2 separate regions of the Mus musculus genome follow, and region 2 is linked to region 1. Evidence: chromatin loops called from intact Hi-C (ENCODE). Cell type or tissue: heart. All regions are shown on one strand. Each heading gives the region's core, and the rest is flanking DNA. Links, peaks and the distances in the headings are about the cores only.

Region 1 (16,372 bases), core at 4,938-12,937:
CAGTCAACTATTGGATGGATCACAGGGCCCCCAATGGAGGAGCTAGAGAAAGTGTAAAAGGAGCTAAAGAGATCTGAAACCCTGTAGGTGCAACATTATGAACTAACCAGTACCTCGAAGCTCTTGACTCTAGCTGCATATGTATCAAAAGATGGCCTAGTCGGCCATCACTGGAAATAGAGGCCCACCGGACAGGCAAACTTTATATGCCCCAGTACAGGGGAACGCCAGGGCAAAAAGTGGGAATGGGTGGGTAGGGGAGTGGGGGGGGGGGTGTGGGAGACTTTTGGGATAGCATTGGAAATGTAACTGAGGAAAATATGTAATTAAAAAAAAAAAAGAAAAAAAAGCTGTAAAGGAAAAGGCCAAGTAACATATAAAGGTAGACCTGTCAGAATTTCACTAGACTTCTCAACAGAGACTCTAAAAGCCTGAAGATCCTCCACAGATGTTTTCCAAACCCTAAGAGAACACACATGCCAGCTAAATGCCAATCACCATTGATAGAGAAACCAAGTTATTCCATGACAAAACCAAATTTAAATTATCTTTCTACTAATCCAGCCCAATAGAGAATACTGGAACAAATCTCCAATACAATGGGAGTAACTATATCCATGAAAATACAAGAAATTAAACACTTGACAACAAAGTCAAAAGAAGAGAATGCATAATACCACCTCCAGCAACAAAAATAACAAGTCCTAACAATAATCTGTCTTCAATATCTCTCAACATCAAGGGACTCAACTCCCAATAAAAAGACACAAACAAAAATTTGTAAACAGGATCCAGCATTTTCTGCATACAAGAAACACACCTTAGTAATAAAGACAGACAGTACCTCAGAGTTAAAGACTGGAAAAACATTTTCCAAGTAAATGGTCCCAAGAAACAAGCTGGAGTTGCCATTCCAATATCTGTTAAAATAGACTTTCAACCAAAAGTTATCAAATGAGATGGGGAAGGACACTTCATATTCATCAAAGGAAAATTCCACCAAGAGAAAGTCTCAATTCTGAACATCTATGGCCCAAATGCAAGGGCACCCACATTTGGAAAAGAAATGTTACTAAAGCTCAAAACACACATTGAACATTACCCAATAATAGTGGGAGACTTCAACACCCCATTCTCATCAATGGACAGGTCATTGAAACATAAATTCAGCAGAAACACATAAAACTAGTAGAAGTTATGAACCAAATAGGTTTAACAGATATCTACAGAACGTTTCATCACAAAATAAGAGGATACATCATCTCAGCACCTCATGGAACCTTCTTCAAATTTGATGATATAATGATTGGACATAAAACAAGCCTTAACAGATACAAGAAGATTGAAATAATCCCATGCATTCTTTCAGATCACCACAGACTAAGGCTAGACTTCAGTAACAACAAAAACAACAGAAAGCCCACATACTCATGGAAACCAAACAACTCTCTGCTCAATGATAACTTGGTCAGGGAAGAAATAAAGAAATCAAGGACTTTATAGACCACAACAAAAACAAAGACACATCATACTCAAACTTATGGGATACAATGAAAGCAGTGCTAAGAGGAAAATTCATACCACTAAGTCCCCTCATAAAGAAAATGGACAGATCCAATACAAGCAACTTAACAGCACACCTGAAAGCTCTAAAACAGAAAGAGGCAAATACACCCAAGAGGAGTCCAGGGCAAGAAATAGTCAAACACAGAGCTGAAATCAACCAGGTAGAAACAAAGTGAACAATAATAAAGAATCAACAAAACCAACAGCTGGTTCTTTGAGAAAATCAACAAGATAGATAAACCTTTAGCCAAACTAGCTAAAGGGCACAGAGACAGTATCCAAATTAACAAAATCAGAAATGAAAAGGGAGAGATAACAACAGAAACTGAGGAAATTCAAAAAATCATCACAACCTACTACAGGAGCTATATTCTACAAAACTGGAAAAGTATAGATGAAATGGATGGTTTTCTAGACAGATACCATGTACCAAAGTTAAGTCAAGATAATGTAAACTATCTAAACAGTCCTATAACCCCTAAGGAAACAGAAATAGCCATCAAAAACCTCCCAATCAAAAAAAGTTCAGGACCAGATGGGTTTAGTGCAGAACTCTGCTATACCTTCAAAGAAGAGCTAATACCAATACTCCTCAAACTATTCCACAAAATAGAAACAGAAGGAACACTACCTAATTCATGCTATGAAGGAATAAATACCTAACTACACAAAGACCCAAAAAAGAAAGAGAATCTCACTTATGAATATCAATGCAAAAATACTCTATAAAATTCTTGCAAACTGAATTCAAGAACACATCAAAACCTTCACTCACCATAATCAAGTAGGCTTCATCCCAGGGATACTGAGATGGTGCAGTATACAAAAATTCATCAAGGTAAAACACTATATAAACAAACTCAAGGGAAAAAGGCACATGATCATCTCATTAGAAGCTGGAAAAGTCTTTGACAAAATGCAACACCCCACCTTTCACATTAAATGTCTTGGAGTGATCAGGAAGTCATGGCACATACCTAAACATAGTAAAAGCAAGATATAGCAAACCAACAGCCAACATCAACTTAAATGGAGCAAAACTAGAAATAATTCCACTAAAATCCAGGACAAGACAAGGTTGCCCATTCTCTTCAATATAACACTCAACTTTCTAGCCAGAGCAATTAGACAACAAAAGGAAATCACGGGAATACAAATTGGAAAGGAAGAAGTCAAAGTATCACTATTTGCAAATGATATGATACTATATATGAAAGCACCCCAAAATTCCACAAGAAAACTCATACAACTTAAGAAACAACTTCAGTAAAGGGGGAAGGTATAAAATTAAATCAGGAGCCTTTCTTTACACAAATGATAAACAGGCTGAGAAAGTAATTAGGGAAACAATAGCTACAAATAGTATAAAATATATTGGTGTAACTCTTCCCAAGCAACTGAAATATCTGTACAACAAGAACTACAAATCCCTGAAAAAAGAAATCAAAGACCTCAGAAGATGGAAAGATCTCCCATGTTCATTGATTGATAGGATTAACACAGTGACAATGGCCATCTTACCAAAAGCAATCTACAGATTCAATGCAATCCCCATCAAAATTCCAACTCACTTCTTCACAGACATAAAAAGAGCAATAATCAACCTCATATAGAAAAACAAATAACTCAGGATAGCCAAAACAATTCTCAACAATAAAAATACTTCCAAGGGAATCACTCTCTTTGATCTCAAGCTGTACTGCAAAGCTATAGTGATAAAAATAAAATAAAATTAAATTAAAACAAAACAACAACAAAAATGTATGGTATTGTTACAGAAACAGAGAGGTCAATCAATGGAATAGAACTGAAGACACAGAAGTAAACCCACACACCTATGATCTTTGATACAGAAGCCAAAAATATACAGTGGAAAAAAAGAAAGCATCTTCAATAAATGGTGCTGGTCTAACTAGCGGTCTGTACAAAGGTCAAATCCAAATGGATAGAGGACCTCAACATATAATCATATACACTGAATCTAATAGAAGAGAAAGTGGGAAAGAACTTTGAACTCATTGGCACAGGGGAAACTTCCTAAACAGAACACCAATGGCTCATGAATTTTGCTGGCAAATGGGTGAAACTAGAAAATATCATCCTGAGTGTGGTAACTCAGAACAAAAAGATAAGTACCCGTGATTAGTAGATATTAGCCGTTCAAAATACCTAGGATACAACCCACATACTGTAAGAAGTATAACAAGTAGAAAGGCCCAAGTGAGGATGTTTCAATTCCACTTTGAAAGGGGAAGAAATGATCCCAGGAGGCCTGATTGGGAGAGGGGAGGGGGAGGGAAAGGAGGAACAGGATCAGGTATGGGGGGCAGGAGAGAAGCCCAGGGGGCCAAGCAAATGAATGGAGATAAGCAGCATGGGAGTAGGGTAGGTGGGTGGTGAATCCTCTAGAAAGTACAAGAGGCCCAGGAGGTGAGAGACTCTAAGGACTCAAAGAGGGTGACATTAGCCAAAATGCCCAACATTGGGAAGAGGCAACTCAAACTTCCAATCAGGGCCTCAGCAGAAAGGCTAGGTTACTAACCCACAGTTAAAATTTCTGACTGAGAACCATTCCTGTCTAAAAGAACTGCAGGGACAAAAATGGAGAAAAGACTGAAGAAAAGGCAGACTAATGACCAGCCCAACATAAGATCCATCTCATGGAGGGCATCAAGGCCTGACACTATTACTGATGCTATGATATGCTTACAGATGGGAGCCTGACGTGGCTGTCCCCTGAGAAGCTCTACCAGCAGCTGACTGAGACAGAAGCAGATACTTATACCCAACCATTGGACTGAAGTCAGCGACCCCTATGGTTGAATAAGGTGAAAGATTGGAGAAGCTGAAGAGGAGAGTTGACCCTATAGGAAGACCAGCAGTCTTTCCAGGGAACTCCCAGAGACTGTGCCACAAACCAGGAGCATGCATGGGCCAGTCCTAGGCCCCTAGCACAAATGTATCAGAGGTCTTTCTGGTCAGGCCTTAGTGGGGGAAGATGCATTTAATCCTTGAGAGACTTGAGACCCCAGGGAAGGCGGAGGCTTGTTGAAGGGAGAGCACCCTTCTGGAGCCGGGGGGGGGGGGGGGGGGGTGGGGAATGGGATGAGGGATTGTGGGAGGAGGGACAAAGAGGGGGAGCAGTGACAGGAATGTGAATAAATGAAATAATAAAAATTGAAAAAAAAAAGAGAAACAAAGTCTGTCATATAATTTAAAATACTGCCTATTAAGAGAAGTAATGAAACCCCAACAGGATTAGTGAACAAAGTCTTGCAATAAAAATGCTATTTGATGTAAGAATACACAGCTTCTCCACCCTGCCACCTAAATGAAGTTGAAACACTTAGCTGCCTGCTTTGGGAGAAACTCACAACTGTGATTAAGCACTTGACCTGAGCAGGTGACCTCTAAGTAAGATGACTCCAAAGGCTTATGAAGGAAAATACAAATACCTCCATTTCTCTTGTAGCCAAAATCACTCAGTTTGGGGAAGCTGCACATGACACACATAGGAGATTTGGTTCATTTGCTCTGTAATACATTCCCTGTAACATGTTATCCCTGTACCACATACACACAGTTACACAGATACACAGATCGCCACGATTGTCTTTAAGGATAATGATGACATCTGGCATGAGGTGTCTTACTTTTTCTGTCTGCTGTTTGCAGGGTCATATATCTGACATATGATGCCTTCCCTTTCTAAACTCTGTCAGGGAAAGATTCTAGTCACGTTCTCTGCCCCCATAACTAGGCTCCACCCATTTGCAAATATGGGACAATGTGTGACAAGAATCTAGCACCGTTGTATTACACTGTTTCTCTTCCTGACATGGACCACACCTTCAGGAACGGTTACCTTTATTATATGTATACTGGCCTCAGAAGACCCAAAATGGAAAAAAAAATCTATTAGGCCTCATTTTCTTCGGTTACCTTACACCTGTCTCTATGTGTATGTAGCATTTCCTATCATAAGACATTATTTCTTGTTAATGGCTTAACAGTTAAATATTGAAGCACTGTTTTTGCAATCGTCTTTGGTAGAATAAAAAAAGATTGTTGATCAAAATGTTGTCTTAGTTGTTACTGACAGCTGTTAACATGCTGCTAAAAATATAGCACTGACTACTGAAGAGCAAACTGCTCCTATGCCGGCCTGGTGAGAGATTCTAAACGGGGTTTCATCTCAGAGACAAAGACAGAGGCTTCACACTCTTGCCCGATGTGTTTCAGTGTGTGTAGGTGGGGGGTGGGGGGTGGGGGATGGGGGAGCTGAATGTTTGTAGTGTGTATGTGAGGTGTGTGTGCATGTGTGTGTATGTGTGTGTGTGTGTAAGTGTGTAATATCTATGGTATGTGTGTATATGGTATGTGTATGTGGTATATATAGTGTGTGTATGTGTGTGTGTGGTGTATATGTATGTAGTGCTTGTCTGTGGGTATATATCTATGTGCATGTGTTTTTATGTGCATATTTGAGTGCATATCTGTGTATGTGCATATATATGTGCATGTGTGTATGTGTATGTATGGTATGTAAGTTGTGGTATGCGTGTTCAATGTGTGTGGTGTGTAGTGTGTATTTGTGTATGAATGTGTATATATGTGTGTTGTGTATCTGTGTGTATGTATGTGCATGTGTGTGTATGTACATGTGCGTGTGTGTGTGTGTGTGTGTGTGTGTGTGTGTGTGTGAGTGAGTGCACACGCTCTTATACTGAGCATTATACCACAAAACTGCCTGGTTTCCTAATGAGCACACAACCTTGCAGTTATTTATGTAAGATTAGCACAGTTATTTAAAGGTGATGCATTTTCTCCACTGCACCAAGAATATATGAAAAAAGAGGAGAAAATGAAAATGTCCTTATTTTTATTAAACTATACTGTTCTAAGTTCCTCCCCTTTTAAACTACTGTACATTATTCCTAAATTTAAACCCTCAGTGTGAGCCAAATGAAATCTGATTTGCTTCTAATAATATGGCATACTAATCATGATGTGTGTGCTGTTTGGTGCTCTCCCATCTCAAAATCTGGCCATAGAAATGGAGGAAGTTTGTCAATTTTCCATTTAAACTGCCTGAAAATGGAATAAAGGTAGACAGATAAATCAATCTGTAAACAAATCCCACATTAATTATTCAAATTAGTGAATAATGAAAGCTGAAGCAAATATTCCAAATAGTGTAGAAAATTGAGTTTGGGCAATTTTGGATATCAGCAAAATCTCTAATATGTTCTGAATTTATCTTCCAGTCTGCAATTTCTTCCTTGCTCGCAGTGTTTATAAACTGTAACATGTGTGTTTTGCAATAAACAAAGAAGCTGGATCTGATATCATTGTCCTATTCATCTTCTCTCTCTGACGCCGCCCCCATCTCTCTCTAGCTCTCCCTGTCTTCCTCAACTCTTTGCAACAGCTGGTAAGAGACAGGGGAGGGAGAAAGCTTAAACAAACAAACAAACAAACAAACAATAAATAAATAAATAACCCTAGCATGGCTAGGCTTGTTAACAAAGTTAATTATAACTAAATGCTTTAGCCTTTATCTTAAGAAACTAATTAATACAAATAAACTATATGTGCTTAACTTTCTTGTCATCAAACAAAGATATAATAAGAAAGAGATGTTCAGTTTGGGGTGAGCGAAACTTTTACAATTTATAAATCCTGCTTATTTTCAGCTGTTGAAAAAATGGGTTTGGAAACAGGGAATTGAGGGGTGGCTTTGCTCAAGTTAAAACAGAGCTAGGAAGGATTTTTTTTTCCAACACAAACTTAGATATTAGGCTTTGTTTCTGAAGTTACATAATAGAGGATGTGATGTCACACATGTAAATTGCAAAAGCTGAGTCGTGCACTTTACTGTGGCAAACCTCAGGGAGTTTGACACTAATGGGATGGGGGAGGGAGACGTCCTCAGGTTCAGCCTGTGAATGTTCTCTCATCATCTAAAGGGAGAGAGAAGTCTGTGGCTGCTTGAGGCTTTAGGACATTTGGCAGCTATATAGAAGACAGTGATAGGTCCCTGTGGCTGTCCATGTCTTAATTTTTAATCTCTTTTTCAAAAGAAATTGAAATTCTCCTTTTGCAAAGAACAAATATGCTTATCTAAAAGGTTGAGAAGAACAAAGTTAGTTAGAAGATACCTTTTCCAAAGCAATAGCATTGCTAGACACATACTGAAGCTGACTGAACTAATTCCTGCTGGGCATGTAAATGACTCTGCCCCTAAGTGTTCTCTCCTTCTCATGGGGGTCCTTCAGATAGGGCACTGGTGGGCTAGTCCTACAAAAGCAATACCACCTTCCCTCTGTCCTTCACAAGGAGGTGTGGCATTGAGCTGCTGTCTTCTCAGAATGCCCGCAAAGCAAGATTATGCAAGGGAAACTTAATACTCAGAATAGGATTTAAAAATAGAAAAACCTAAAACTTTGCCTATGGATAATTGCAAGATCCTCTAAATCTCTCCCCAGAAATAAAAGAAACTGACATACATGGCCCCTCTATCTTGGCCCAAAGGGGTTTCAAAAGAATATACATATATGTATTAAATCTTAGATGTTGATATCAAACAACCCTAAAGGCGGAACAGATAAAAATTTGTAACATGCTCAAGTAAAAACATAGGGGGAAATCTCCTAAATTTCTGAAATGTTGCAGTTATAATAACTCCATTTTATACCATACTTTTATCACATCATCTGTATTTAAAAGCATTGATTAACGTAGTGGTAGGAATCTGTGGGGAAAGAATTCTTGTGTTAAATTTACTCTGTAAATGGGAAGGTAGTCATCCAAGCCTAACATGTCAATCTCGGAAAAGGAATTTACATTATCTCAGTTACAATAAATGGTGGCTCTTCATCTAATGTTTTACTATGAAAAAAATTTCAAACATACAAGGAAGTTGGAGAAAACTTTTGTACTGGCAATTTGATCCTTCCATTATTATACTACATACACATGCCATATATATATATATATACACACACATCTTTCAGTTTATTTAACCAGTCCATCACTATCAATCCATCTTATTTTTGAGGCATTTCCAGTCAGTCTGCCAACATCAGTATATTTCTAAATTGTCCTTTTTTAAGTTAGCTGAATATAAAGTTAAATTTTATTATAAATTATAGAAAACATTTTCTTGATCTCACCTAAGACATACCTTCACAAAAGTTAACCTAGAAAACATTTTTACCAATAAAAAGCAGAAGAAAAGAAAACTGTTTTGCCCCATGTCAAAAAGCCATGTTGAGCCACCAAAGAACTGAGAAGTGTCATCGCTGTGGGTGGTGGAGCAGCTAAGCTGATGTGGGAGTGTGGGAATGGGGTTGGAGAAAGGCAGGGATTATTTTAACAGGACAGTTCCGTTTTGAATGGCGACCAGCAACTTTCACCTCTGTATAGGAAGGAATTGGGAAGAGGGGGGGGGGGGGCTTAGAAAACCATGGAAAGAGTGTCATACCAGAAAAGAGGGTTGTGAGGTGAATTCCCGGATTTATTTAACTCATTTCTAAAAAAGCAAGCAAGCAGGTGCGTGTACTCCTAGTGACACCAGTTTTCCCCGCCCCGCAGACTTCCAACTAGGGGCGTGTGTAACGGTGCATTGGAAGAGTCTTGAGCAGAGAATATCTCGCACACCCGCGAGTGAAAACGGGCGCGCGCACATACATTCACTGGACTGGGGTGACCTGAGTGCCTTGGGGTGAGAGGCTAGGATTTGGCAAGGGCTAGAGAGTGAGAAGGACGTGGGGGACAAGTGAACCCCAGGATCGCAGCTCAGGCTCAGTCCTCCTCCCACCGCCGCGTGCCCGCGCGCCGCGCCGCCCGGCCAGGGAGCCCGCCTTTCACTTTCGCATCTGCGTAGGTGTCTGCCCGGGCGGGCGCAAGGGCGCGGGGGCGCGCGGGGAGGCGCGGAGGCGCGCGACGGGGGAGGGTTGCAGCCGTTCTCCCCTTTCTGGGCCCGCAGCGCTCCGGGCGGCCGCTATGGAAGCGCGGGGTCGCTAGCGGTCGCTTCCCACGCGCCCTGGTGCGCAGACACCCCGGCCCGCCTGGTGCCCCCCCCCCCACGGTGGGGGTAGGGCAGCGACCCAAGAGCTGTCTCACTGGGTGGGCAGTGGAGGAGCAGGAAAGAAACTTTTCCCTCCTGGCCCGCTCTTGGTTTTCCAGCCCTCCACTCCCTATCCGGTGGCACCTGCACCTGAGGCCAGACGCCAGGTCAGGGCTGACTTTGGGGGCCGGCGAAGAGAAGAGGGTGCGTGCACTGGGGTTCCGTTTTCCCTCGGCCTTCTTGCTGTCAGTGGCTGGGGTTCCGACGACAGCCACCAGCACCCCTGTCTCCCACCAGCGGGTGGCAGGACCGCTGGACAGCCTCATACTGCAAGTGAGGGTGTGACCGAGGAGGGGGCCACGGCGCCGAGGGCTCCCCCTGCGGCTGCCCCCACAAACGCGCGCGCACACACACACACACACACACACACACACACACACAAGACGCTCTGTTGCCTGAGCTGTCACCCGCTACCCCAGCCCTGGGAGGGGGCGCGGAGAGCCCCGCTTCCCCGCTGCAGGCGCGGGAGCTTACCGCTGGACTGGCGGGCTCCCGGGACCTCCACAGTCACTGCAGGACGAACCAGCAGACTGGGAGACCCGCCGGCCCCAAGCCGGGCCGCCACTGCTGGGGACCGGCGGGTGCTCGGAGCCCCCTAGGCGCAATTTAGTGCCTCCAGCTCGCCAGCTTGCTGGCTCGCCGCCTCCAATAGGGTATCTGCACAGTCGCTCTATTACTGTACCCACCGTCAGTAGGGCGACTGCCAGGATTGCTATCCTCTCCATCCTGATTGCCGATCAGCCGGTATTGGACTTGCTGTTGACGGCGGCAGCGGCGGAGGCGGCGGGAGTCTCGCTGGCCCCCTCCCCCGCCCCAGTCTCCCTACCATGTCCTAGAAAAGGTGAGTGCAGCAACTGTCACTTTGCACCGACAGTGGTGGGAGGGGGCCGAGGAACGCAAGGGAGAGGCCCCGGGGTGCCAGGGCCAGTGCAGAGGGGAAGCGGGTCGGCTCAAGGAGGTGGGCTGCCGGCAGTAGACCAGGTGCCCGCCAGGCCGGCCCGGGACACGGGTGCTGGGAGGCTGGCGAGCGCGCGGAGGCTGCTCCGTGCCATTCTAACCTAGATTTTGCAAGGAGCTTCGATCCAGGGCAAAACCAGCTCTCCCTAAAGGAGATAAAAACTTAGTAAAAAGAGCCCGGTCCATTTCTTTAATAATGAATACCCACACTGGCTGAGTTGCAGCCACTGCTGCTTGGCGAGCCCGGGCCGCCGGGTCCGGAACTCCCCTAGCTCCAGCTCGCCACCCGCGCGCGGCCCCGGGCGTGATCGATGCTGAGAGTGCTCTCCCAGCGCGCGTGACAGCTACCCTCCCGGGAAAGTTGGGACACTCGGCGGGGGATTCATGTGTGTAGGGGCTCCAGGGCCAGCTCTACGCTGGCGACTGATGGGCACTGGAGTCCCAACCAGCTTGTCGTCTCCGCTGCAGTTTCTTTTGCCTCTGGGGAGTGTCCTGCTGGAGTGACTGAGACTTCCAGTCTCCTTGGGCTTGGGATCCGGGATCCTGAGGTTTAACTAACTGTAAGGAAAGGAGGGGCCTTTGGGCACAAGATGCCCTCCTCCTTCTGGGGCTTCAGCTCCTGGCGAGTGAGGGTGAGCCTGAAGCTGCACAGCTGCCGCCGGCGGCCTGCGGGTCGCCAAGGGCCAGGGGACCAGATTTAGGTGTGTATATCACTGGTGCTGACTCCCAGCCAGCAGGGGAGTCCAAAGACGAGCCTCAAACCAGTCTAAAAGTCCTTAGAAATTAAAGTTAAGGAGTCCATCTTTCGGCTTAGCAAGTGCAGTGCTTGGGTGGATGGGAGGGAAATCAGGGTTGGGCGAAGGAAAGGGGTCGAAATTTCTTCGCGCAGACAAACGATCCTTAAAAAATAGTTTTAGTGTCTCCCCTCATCCAGTATACCTGCCCCAATTATGTGCACCCCTTTCACACATTATAAAGTGAATATCCTCGAGATAGTAAGCTTTCTTGCATATTGAACTAGTGGAAAAATCCAGGACTAAAGTAGTATAAGTACAGTAACAAAATTATCAGGCGCCTCAGCTCTTGACCCTGGCACTTTTTTTTTTTTTTTTGGCAGGGGGTGGGGTGGAAGGAAGGCTGTGTTTAAAGGGGTTTGGCTGCACTGAAAGCACCCGCTTTTCCTGCGTGGTTAACACAAGGAAACTGAAATCGAGTGGGAACGAGATCCTCTGTCTCTCCGACAGCGGAGATTAAGGCTGCTCGGCGGGAAGGTAACTCTGAGAACGGGAGGGGGCGGGAGCAGAGCTTCAGGGGTCCCGGGGACACCCACCCGAGCAGTCCTAGGCCTGAGGACGCTGTGGGAGGCGCCGGGTGTGCACCGCTGTGGCTCACCTGGCGCTGCAGGTGGAGAGAGCAAGGGCTCACCATCTAGGCTGCTCTAGCGTCACCATGCTTTCCCCTTCTCTCCAGATTGCTGTGGTCGCCAGGGAGGGTGGGGGGGGGGCGACAGTTGTGTAGGTGAGAAGTTTGGGGCGAAGGAGCAGAGTGGGCTAAAGGGTAGCGTGTGCAGGGGTTGCCCGGTCGGGGCCACCTCCGGGAACCAGGAGAACTCGCCGCCTCTGCGGCTTTAAGGAAGCTGCGGAGTCCAGGCTGTGTCGCAGCAACTTTGTATCAGTCATGTCGCCCGCCTGGTGACTGACAGCCCCTGTTGCCCAATGAGAAGCGCGCCTGGCCCGCACAGCGTGGAGCCTTGTTTCCCCCTTGGCCAATGGAAATGGCTCCAGCGGGCGGGACAGCGACCTGAACTTTCTGGACATGTGACCCGGTTTAAAAGGGCCGGCTTTCCACTCCCCCCTCGGGGCTTTCGCCCGCCCCCTCCTCTTGGCCCGCCCCGGCCCTGCCCCTGACCCCTCCCCTCAGCTCCTGCGCACCCGGGGTGTCATTGGGCCCGGGAGAAGAGAGCCAACTTCAGGCTGCTCAGAGGAAGCTTGTGCAAGTCACCTGGGCGCCAAGCGCTGCTGTCTTGGGCTCTCCCGCTGCAGGGAGAGCGGCACTTGCTGGCCTGGATGTGGTTGGATGTAGGGGGGCTCCGCAGCAGGGGTGTCGTGGAGGTGGCAAGCACTGCAACAGGTAGACGGCGAGAGGACGACCCTGGCCAAGGCAGGTGTGTAGGGGTGCGCAGTGGGGCGTCTCTGGTCCAGCCCGGTGTGCGACTGTGGCAAGGGTGGCTTGCACTTTGCAGGGAGAAGCCGCTGCGTAATCCGGAGGCACAGTCAGTATGGTTCTGTGTGCTTGTTGTTTTGTTTTGGTTTTTCATCCCCCACACCCTCCCCACCCCCACCCCCCCCCACCCCCGGCTGGCTGAGGACTATTTTGGGAAAGTTTGGCCACTTTGGATAAATGCCCTCTAAAGAGCGGCTTTTAACCGCCTTTGGCAGTGGGCGGTCTACCACCCTCCCCTTTCCCCAAAAATGAATTTCAGATCGTTTGGCTCTTGCAAATTTTAAAGGACGTTTGAATAATGTTTCTTTCATCTATCAATTGCGGAAGCTCCCCAGTCTGAGTGGGAGGTGTAGCCGATAAGGGCAGTTGAAGGAGCTAGATCACCATAGATCTTGTATGAACGAGGTCTGGAAAATCTTGCGTTCCCAGTTCCTTTATATTTGGGGAAACTCTAGGGGATTCTTAGGACAGGGACAGACAAGGGATGAAGCTACTTTGGGTGGCATCCTTTTCCAGATGGGTTTTAGGTACATGACTTTTCCTGCTGAATTTTTAAAAGACGAGGTTTAAATCATAATGCTTCATCATACCATCTGCTTTATTTATTTATCATATCGTAGTTCGGAAAACTTTTGCTAGCAGAAGAGTTATTAAAGCCGCTGAGTTTTAAAGACACCAAGCTGCATCTTAACATCGCGGGTCTTCACTCTGTAGGTACTGTTATTGGTGATATTTACATAGTAGTGATAACAGCATTCTCCATCTATGTAGTCCTCCCTTGGAGCTTTAATTCCACGTTTGACATCATGGCATGCTACCTACCATTTGTGTCATGAAATACTTTCGGGAGTTTAGGAGAGACTAAAGCTAAAGCAAAGCTTTTTCTTTTATGGAAAGCTTTTTCCTTAAAGGAAGAGGGCAGGTGAGAGGAGAGAGAGAGAGAGAGAGAGAGAGAGAGAGAGAGAGAGAGAGAGAGAGAGAGAGAGAGCAAGCTGATGCGGCTCATTGGGTCAAGCCAGTGAGCAGAACTCATGTGTGCTTGGCTCTAACTGGTTCTCCCACTCTCTTAGGTGACCTTGGCAGGTTTATCCTTCATCTATAAGAGGGGAAGGTAACAGTCTTGAAGAGCAGAGCAACTCAAACTAGTTTCCTGAAGTTATCTGCCTTCTAAAGCAGCCCTCAAGGATGGGTCTCTACTGTACCACTCCAGGACAGTAACATAACTGGGGAGAAGGGGGAAGATGCCATTAAGAAGCAGATATGTTTTGAGCAGCATTAAAAGTGAAAGTTTCCAGAAAAGATACAAATTCCCAAGAATCTCTAATAATTCCTGGGGGGAAAAAAAGAAACTACTTTGTTATGGAATAGGGCAATTTAACAGACTATGAAACAAAGTTTTAAACTGTTTCCTTTGTGCTAATAGTATTTAAGGAAATATATTATACATAATATATTTAATTTAATTTATGCATATATATACATAATTCTGAGCTCTAGAGAGATTTGTATACCTAGCATATGGCTCATTTAGGACAATAGTGGCAAGTGCCCCTCAGGATATTAGTGAGTCCTTTGCACACATACATGTAAACATGAGCACGTGTATGTGTATACACACACACACACACACACACACACACACACACACACACACACGTAAAGCCTGTTGGTGCTTTCCCTTATCTATGTGGATATTTTTGTGTTCCTTTTGCATGGAAATAAAGGTCCGCAATGGCCCAAGCGTCTCTGCTACAGTGTTTCTGGGAAGCTTAGAGGCCTGCTTTTCCCTAAGCTAGGTACTCATGGAACTCCCTGCTTTATTTTATACTTAGATAACAAAAACCTTTCCCTTTACCCTCAGGATAAAGTTTTATGAGGATCATACTCATCAAGCTGTATTTTTAGTATTCATTGGTAAGTTCAGGTTGACTGAAGTACTCTTCAAAGCCATGATCATTGTGTCAATTCTAAAATGTCAACCCCAGTTTCCTGGACAACACAGGAAATAAATTTCTAACCTAACTCATTTGTTTATTAAAAAAAATACTAAAATAATAACCGAGGAGAAGTCACCATAAAATATTTCAGTAATCCTATTTTAAAAGCATCTGCTCTTTACAACAGTGTTTACAGGGAAATCGTTCACGTGCCAGTTGTTGCCCACCCTTCTGGGTTGGTTGCCAACCATCTCTGTTTCCTTTGAGAGGTAGGTGAGGAGACAGATGACGATACCTTGAACAAAGCCAATTTAGATTCTAGCAAAGCGTCTGGCAAACTCTTCACCATATTCCTGTCCATAATTCTGTGAAATGCAGTTGCCTTTAGGAGAATGTTTTGGGAGTCCAGGGTTTGGAGAACCAGGACTTCAGAAGTTGATATCAGCTGTCTGATGTTAGCTGATAAGCTGCTTCCCTGTAGAGAAACTGTGGCTGGTGCCCACAGCTTCCAGGAAGGATTCTACTGTGAGCTTTAAGGAGATTTATAGACCTGGCATATGACTCATTTAGACAATAGTGACAAGAGCCCACTCGGGATATTAGTAGGTCCTCTCAACAACAACAACATGTACAGAGGTAAATTATTTTAGGGGTGCTGGATTAAAAGCACACTACTTTCTCCATTTTAAAATCTTCCAGGGCTTTTGAAATCCAGATTTTCATTGTGAGACCTCATAGAAAGCAGTGTTCACCTATCCCAGAAGAGAGTTGGGCTGGTGAAGTTCTGGAGAAGGGTCTATGTGAGTCCCCTTCAGACTCAGGGCAGACATCCCTGTTGCTTAGGATGGAGGGGAGGTTGAAGGCTACAGCTAGGAGAGTTGGAGGAGGTTCCTTGGGAAGCCTTCTAATGAGGAAACAAAGGGGCAACTTCCCTTGAAGGCCTTTGGGGAGCTCATGGTACAGGAGAGGCATATGAGTTTGGTGATGTAGAGTAGGATGCATATACACGAGTTCTCTTCTGAGCACACACATAGTTCTTGTGAAGGTTAATAGATTTGAACCAAAAACACATATATCTCAGCTGTATACATCAATCTTTGGGAGGGAAAGAACAGAATAGTCTCTGTACAAACAAGCAGCATGTAAAAATATTCACCCCATCTTCAAATTTATTGCTCTGACTAAATGAGTCTTCAGAAGAGTAAAAAATGCCCACTATTAGCAATGATTTGGGTCCTAGTTCATGTATGTGTGTGTGTATGTGTGTGCGTGTGTATGTGTGTGTGTGTGTGTGTGTGTGTGTGTTTCAACTTTTACTGGGTTTTTGTCCATATTTACCTTTTTTGGCTGAAATTGCCAGATTACTACCTCAATCTTTCTGATTTGATTTATTTTCTACTTTTTAGAAATTGATTTTTGATTAAGAATTAATAGAATAATGTTCTTTAAGTGAAAGCATACTACATAATTGGTAGGTTTTTAAGGTTCACAAATGGAGTATTGATTATAGTATAATAGTTAAACATTTTATTTGCATTTTACTGTCCATCTGGGACAC
Region 2 (8,000 bases), core at 1-8,000, 140 kb after region 1:
AGACATCTTTTAATTTTTTAGGACTATCTCCCCATAGAATTAAAAGCACAATTTTCAAACTTCATTTTTCCAATGTGCTTGTATATATTTATATTTGTTTATGTTTACATTTGTTCTTTTCTAGAAAATATAGACTAGCCTCTTTACTCCAGTTATCAGATGGTGCCAGACACAGTTGCTTTGACACCTGGCGAGAACTTTACATCTCTTCCAGTTCTTCTTCTTTTTTTAAAAATATTTTTTATTACGTATTTTCCTCAATTACATTTCCAATGCTATCCCAAAAGTTCCCCATACCCTCCCCCCACCCACTTCCCTACCCACCCATTCCCATTTTTTGGCCCTGGCGTTCCCCTGTACTGGGGCATATAAAGTTTGCGTGTCCAATGGGCCTCTCTTTCCAGTGATGGCCGACTAGGCCATCTTTTGATACATATGCAGCTAGAGTCAAGAGCTCCGGGGTACTGGTTAGTTCATAATGTTGTTGCACCTACAGGGTTGCAGATCTCTTTAGCTCCTTGGATACTTTCTCTAGCTCCTCCATTGGGGGCCCTGTGGTCCATCCAATAGCTGACTGTGAGCATCCACTTATGTGTTTGCTAGGCCCCGGCCTAGTCTCACAAGAGACAACTATATCAGGGTCCTTTCAGACAACGCTTGCTAGTGTATGCAATTCTTCCAGTTCTTCTAATTAACACAATCAATGACAACTTTATTCAGAATTCTTTAGTAGCATGAAGGGCACTATATCCCCAACCCACAGAAGCAGCAGTCTAGAAGCACCCTGTTGGGAGTCCCCCCAACCTGTTAACCTTTGTGGCTTCCTCCTGGCCCACACCTGTCTCCAGCCCTCTCTGATTCGTCCATCAAAGGTATTAAGTTTCCTTTCTTTTGGAGCATATTCAGTAGATGCCTTTTTCCTCTTTGAAGCAGAGCTTGGGTTTATATACTCCTTCCCCAGGCACAGACTTCCAGAATACAGTGCTCTTCTGAACCGCCTTTCTGAGGACACACTGCTGCTGCTGTCTCTTGCCACTCCAGTCTTTGGTCTCCCTGTTCGCTAGGAACATGGCTCTGCCTCCTCCACAGTGGTGGCTCTGTCTCAATGGCATTTTTTAAAAACCTGAACCTTTGTGACGATCCACTCCTATTTGCCTATTATAGTTTGCACTTAAAAACATTCATGAAACACAAATTCTTGTGATTTACAAATAAAAGGTAGTGTAAACCACTGTCCTGAAGACATCTGTCTATCATGCTCTCTTGAGTCCCCACGTGAGCCTTGCTGCTGGCCACGTATATCTGATCTACCTGCGAACCTGGGCAGTTGTGCTGGAAATTATAAACCTCAATAATAAAAACACCATAAAGAATTAGTGACAGGCTTTTTTAAATCATTACTGCAAAACATAATGCTATGATAAGTTAGAGCTGTAGTTGTCAAAACCAGCAGATTCAAGAGGGATTTCAATAGAAAAATCTTAATTTGGGAAAACTCCTTGAACGGTAACTGTCATTTTTTCACATTTTATCCTTTGCTTTTTCACGTAATCTAATGTAATACAATTATTAACCCTTTTGTGTGATGTTTCTTATTAAGAAGGAAGAAATAACAAAAAACAATTTGAAAGCTCTAAACAGTCAAAAGCATTCATGTGACTAACCCTCTTATATAAAGTTAATATGCTGGGATGCAAACTAAGGAAGAGTGCTGTTACTTAAGCTCTCATATTTAACCCATTAATGGATTAAAAGAAGTTACTTAGTTAAAAATAACTATTATTTCTTACCTATGGGCTATCCTTTCTACTTTTTCTCTTTTTTCTTGTTTGTCCCATAAGTTATAGTTCTATAATCCATTTTTAATGCTGTATATATATTTATGTGATAACATTTTACATTAACTCCAGAGGACTCATTTGAAAATCATTTATTATAACTCACTGGCACATTAATATTATCCTTATGAATCTGTTTCCTTAATTAATATATTTAATGTTCTCCTTCCTCATCCACAACTGAGAGGTTGAAAATAATTCGTATTGCATTTGCACAGAAACTTCAATGCTTTGTATCCATCATATCTCAGAATCATGTTATAAAGATGAAGTTACGATTTACTAAGCCAGAAAAAAAAAACATCTAGTTTATATTTTCAGTCTTTTGATCTTTAGACAAAGTTGGAAGAAAGGACTTAGCAGACATACTCAGATACAGGAACAATAGTTGGCCTTACATGCTTAAGAAAACCACTCACCTGGCAAAGATGAAATCCATATGGAGCTGCTCAATGGAGAGAGGATTTGCTTAGCGCAGACAAGCCTGGGGCTCTCTCCCCAGCTCTTTATAAGCCAGCCATGGAAGCACGTGCCTATAATGCCAGCACCCAGCAGGCAGAGACAGGATCATCCTCGGTATGTAGAAAGCTTGGGGTCAGCTCCATAAAGGAATATATAACAAGACATCTGAATCCAAGGGTGCTTAAAAGAGCTAAGGCATGCATAGTATTGTGTAAGCAGAAAGTATGTTGAACCTCAAATAGGATGTTACTTCTTGTTTCTTTGCTGGATAACGATTTGATCTATTCTAATAGCTTTGTTGAAAATGTGGGTAAGGTTGCATAGAACACCATTCGGTGTGAAAGGGGAAAATCCATTCATGGAAACAAATCCATGAACTATAAAGTTTTCTGCAGACAAACACGAAACAGCTCAGTATCAGGCATTGCTGGCCAGACAGTGATCATGCACTGTTTCATTTTTAAAGTAGAATCAACTTTTGTCTTTCTCAAGTCTAGCTGCAGAGTCCTTCCTATGGTGCCCTTGCTCCCAGGAGCCTCTTCCTAAGAACTGGGAGAGCAGCTGAGTGCTGTATGCAGTAGAAACAGCTGGAGCCGGACACACTGCCACGATGAGAGCTCGTGCTCCTTGGAGATGCTCACCTGTGTGACCAAGAGGAAGGCTTTTCCATTTCTAAGTTCCAAAACTTCTCACAAAACCTTCACCCTTCTTTAGTTCTGCTCAGTCAGGGAAGTGTCCTCTCCAGGAACAGCCCATACTAGCCTCATCTCATGATCTTCCTGTGCCCACATCCTGGATCATTGGAACAAAACCTTGCGCCATCTTGCCCAGAAAAACAGGAACTTCATGTGAACTGCAGAAAACTGTTTTAAAGGTTTACCCAAAACTGCAATTTTTAAATTTTGGATGTTCAAAACACAGTTGAGGACTGTGTTCAGTCCTCAAATATGGTACTGTGTATCCCATGTGGACGGGACCAGAAAATGGAGCATACCTGAGCATCATAACCTGATGGGAAATTCCCGTCCTCTGCCTCTAAAAGGCTTCTTGTACTGGTGTGCCTTCATTTTGTCCCTGGCTTTAAAGACTGCTCTCTCTACACAGAAGGCAATGGAGGAGAGACATTTCAATTTCTTCTTAGATCTAAGAGATAGATGGTCTCAAGCAAAAGAGCTCATTTGGTAAAATTCTTCCCATGCAAGCCTGAAGACCCAAGTTCAAGCCCCCAACCTGTGTGCAGCGGCATACAATTGTGACCTCAGCGTTGGAGAGCTAGAGACAGGCAGATTCTGGAACCTGTCGGTAGCTAGCAAGAATAATGAGCTCCCAATTCAGGTCCCCAAAAATTGAGCTGACTGGCACCCAGGGTGTCCCTCTGGACCCCACATGTTCGCATAGGTCCGTAGGAACTCCCACACACATTCATACACACACACACACACTCACTCACATCCATACACACTAACACATAGATAAGTAAATAAAAAATAGAAAAAACATGAAGCTAAAATGTGCATAACTAAAATGGACCATGGCTAACCTCTTCCTTACCCTTTTCAGTGGAGCTTTCTGGCATCCTGGAAAAGCTAAAGTACTTTGCTGATATTTCCATTAGTTTGCAGATTAGGACAATTTTTATTATCAATTCATCAACCACTCAAGAAGTACAGGGTAAAAAATAAATAATAAAAATAAAAAAAGAAGTACAGGGTATGGAAAATATTAGAGAAAGCAAGCTATATATTGTGTGCTCATTAGCAGTGAAGCAGACAGAGGAAAGCTTTGTGTTATGGAAGACAGTGGATGCACAAGTGTTTGTGCCCCTCTGCTGGCTGCTAAGTAGACTGTGCACTTAGGACTCTGGGCATCCAGGCACTGACATTGAAGGACCACAGACAGACTCAAAATGAGGTGCTCCCTGCAGAGAGCACTCTGATGGCACATCAATCATTCGATCATATTGTCAAACTACAGAGTAATTTCCCTTTAATAATTTTAAAGTTAGCTGTGCCTTTTAAATAAAATGGAACTAAATAGCAGTTAATTTGTTCTTAATGTATGTCTTTCCTTTATTTGGTTAAAGCCAACACCCTCCAATCAACTCAATAAAGTCCCTTATCCCATCCCTGTAAGGTTTGTTTAGCTTTGTGAGTTACATATGTAGTTGGAGCACCCTAGAACTTCAGGTGAATAAAACCATACAGTGTTATGTTCTTACACTTAACATTGTGTTTTAAATATTTGATTTTGTTATACCTAAGTTTTTATGACATAATACCCATTGTCTAAACCTGAGGCTATTTATCATTCCTTGTTGATAAGCTGCTTCCTTGAGTGAATTTCTACTACAAGTCCTTCTATCCACACCGTATCATTGATACCTTTGGGACTGAATGTCGTTGGATTCTGGTGCGCATGTATGTGGAATGTTAGAAGAAACAGCTGCTGTCTCACCAACTATGACTTCCTCTTCCATCATCTCCTCGCCAACCCCCAATGTTGCCCACCGTTTTCATCTTAGCCATGTGTAGTGTGTGGCTTTAAAATGTGTAGATATAATTTCAAGAGTTCTGTGGTCTGCTTGGATGCTATGGATTAGTCTACATTACTTCTATATTTTATGACATTTTAAATTACAAAATGTAGACACTTTGCAAACTTGTATGGATTCTCTCTCTTGCTTGTTTTACGTGAAGAAATGAAGTGATTAAAGACCATAGAGGCTACAGACAAGAGGCAGTGGAAGGCTGTGGTGAAGAATGAATCTTATTCAAGGTTTATGTGGAAATACATGCTTTAGTGGGCTTTTGATCATAAGCTAAGGCAAACATTCCTTGATTCATTAATTTTCAAAATATTTTATTATGATTGTCTCATAGCACTGTCTAGTAGCACTCTCCGTCAATCCACATGTTCATTCTGTGTCTTTTAACATGAAAGCTGCTAGCAACATGTATGTTTCAGATACCTGAATATGGCTACGCAACTCGGTGACTGAGGTCTAGATCTTACTATTTGTGTATGGCTAGTGGATAGCTTGTGGGGTTGCTTGTCTAAATACACAGAGGGGGTATTGCCTACTGTTTGGCTACATTGTAAAACAATTTCAAAAGTCCCAGCCCTTTAATCCCACAGTGGGAGGCAGAAGCAGGTGGGTCTCTGAGTTCCAGTTTAGCCTGGTCTATAGAGTGAGATCCAGGAAAGCCAAGGCTACACAGGGAAGGCGTGTCTCCAGGAAAACAGAATTAAAAAGTCTTTATTACTATATGCTGGGATTACTATGCTCAGAAGTGGCCATTGCATTTCACTTTCAATGAAATATCTCATATGTGGTATTTTAAACACAAATTTGCAGTATTGTAAAGTTACATCTTATAAGCATGTCTAACCTACAGTTCATAGCTTACAAGAAAGCCATGTTAGCTATAAATATGGAAAAACACAAAATCACACACTCATTTAAAATGTTGAGATGTTGTGATTTGTTTTTCTAACCTGATTTTGTGGCTCTGGAGCGTGAACTCCATAGAACATTGTGTCACAGTGTTGAAATACTGGACACGCCTTGAAGGCTTAGAGTATTTTAGTAGGGGACACCTACCTCAGCATCATTCACCTACCCAGTGGTTTCTATGGTAAAATGAGTTTAGCAGCTAGTGTACCCTTCTGTCTGGTATAGGAGGGAGCTTTCTCAGGTGTCTCCCTGTGACGACTGTCTGTGTGCAGCCCTGCTTGGTCAGAATCATGAAGATGGCAAATCCGTAAAAGCAACCATTTTCCTTCCAAATGGAGTCATTTCACTTCTGTGATTCTGTGATCATGAAAGATAGAGTGTCTCTGACTGAGGAGAGAAAAGAAGTAAAAATGCCGATTCGATGGCATTCTTTTCTATGGCTAAATATAATGGGACAGGAGAAGATATTTTTTTCTGGCTTTTCCGATCTAGAATATTGATCTTGGGGAACAGTGGCAAAGGTTGCTTTGGGGGTCAATTCCCAGAAATCTGGGGCCATCTTAACTCATACCAGAGCATAGTAAGGGAATTGGCATTGGGAACTAATTCCTTTCTTCCTTTAAAACAATCTTTAAGATTATAGATGCTATTGAATAAAAGCTCATTTCTGTCATTGGTGTAAGGAGGAGGAAAGACCCCAAGTGACCTTCTCAAGGTCATCCTGTGTCTGATTACTGTCATGATTGCTGCATTAGTCACCTTTTTTTAAATTATTCAAAAATACCTGCAGTGAAGCAGTTTATGGGAGGAGTGGTTTGTTTAGCTTACAGTTTCTGGACTTTTGATCTGCAATCGCTTGATTCCATTGCTCTGAGCCTACTGTGGAGCACAGTGCAGAAGCTGTTTACCCAGAGCAGAGTGCCTGTCGCTGTGGAAGACTGGCAGTGTGTGCACGTGTGCACGTGTGCGTGCACGTGTGTCTCAATATGATAGCCAACCTAGGTCACAAGATAAGCTCGTCTCGGTGGTGGGAAGAGGAGATAAAGCGGCACACAGGCCAGAAACATCAGTTTCTGGCACGTGGGTGGAAGGCGTTCAAGCCCTGGAGACTGGTTACGAGAAGTCAGGGTCTCAACCTGGGCTGTGTGTGAATTTGTGGTCTTACCCAAAATAGCATTTATTCTTACTCTTGCCTTTCAGTACTTCTAAACACTGAGTTCCAAAGGGTAGCAAAATGATCTTTGAAAGTATTTTCTTTTAAAGAAAAACCTTGATTTGAGGAATATCTGAATGGAGACAAAATTGTAAATTCTTCTCCTCTTCCTAATTTTTATTTTTGTGCATACATGAAATTAGTGTTCTAAATTTTCATATTTACCACTAGTATGAGAATACTTCTTTTGTCATAATTTGGTTAATGGTGTTAAGCAATATATTTTAAAAAATATCAACAAGCTTTTTGAGCTAGAATAAAAATACAAGGATCATAATAATACCTTGAAGTCTATACCACCTCAAGCTGAGGTACCTGTACCTGTCTTAAATCACAATAGAAAACGAGTTGAAAGATTATTCTTTGAAAATATGGATATTATAAGTAAAATATTTCCAGACAGTTTAAGTGCCACACAGTAAATCATAGCAATAAGCATGTGTCTTTTACATTAGTTCACTTTTTCCCAAATATCTAACAAAAATCATTTTGGGGAAGGAAGAGTGTATTGCAGCTCACATGGCTCACAGTTCTTGGGAAACAAGGTCATTGTGGACCAGCATCCCAGCTGGGCCAACCATGGTCACAGAGGCAAGAAGCTACCTGTTCACATTTATTACATCACAAGGCAGAAGAGTGGGGATACTAGGGCTGAGCTGGCTTCTTCCACACTTATTTAGCCTTTGGCTTTGTGCCACTTACATTTGGAGCTGATCCCCTCCCACCTAAGTCAGTCTGGAAATGTCTACCCAATGCCCAAGGGGAACTTTTCTAGTGGCCTCAGTATTTCTTAATCCAGTCAAATTGACGATTCAAATTAAATATCCCTTTTACTTATACAGATATGTAACAGTAATACATAATGTTGGGAATCCTACTAAAAGTGCAGGACTAAGGTACCGTTGTGATTGTAGGAAAGTAGCTTAAAATGGGAGTATTTAGCTGTGCTTGTTAGGAAACTTGAAGCTAGCAGTGAGTTTGCACAGAGATCAACTACCTGCAAGGCCCTGATGTACCACAGCAGTTGCTTTCT

The links. Hi-C counts contacts between places; a loop is a spot of excess contacts. Peaks named below come from ENCODE experiments on the same cell type or tissue, not always from the same donor. Only the 100,000 strongest peaks of a DNase experiment are listed, where the experiment ranks them.
Region 2: it touches region 1 in a loop (2.7-fold over the local background); 4 of 42 quality-filtered maps call a loop at or near these places.

What each region holds. Positions count from the first base shown.
Region 1 is chr8:76,889,723-76,906,094 of GRCm38, forward strand. It overlaps Nr3c2 (nuclear receptor subfamily 3, group C, member 2), which reads left to right and starts at 12,608. Exons shown (of 9, transcript NM_001083906.2): 1 at 12,608-12,818. Gm10649 (predicted gene 10649) reads right to left here and starts at 10,899. Exons shown (of 2, transcript NR_028579.2): 1 at 10,384-10,899. In heart, for the core only: CTCF peaks have their summits at 9,589 and 9,909 (motif pointing right); DNase peaks (open chromatin) are centred at 9,449, 10,589, 11,059, 12,449 and 1 weaker place; H3K4me3 peaks cover 4,117 bases; H3K27ac peaks cover 2,408 bases; H3K27me3 peaks cover 1,353 bases.
Region 2 is chr8:77,038,333-77,046,332 of GRCm38, forward strand. The region is part of intron 2 of Nr3c2 (nuclear receptor subfamily 3, group C, member 2); the gene reads left to right. Among named protein-coding and RNA genes, the nearest start is that of Gm24838, 100 kb to the right of the region's middle. In heart, for the core only: a CTCF peak has its summit at 4,139; a DNase peak (open chromatin) is centred at 6,749.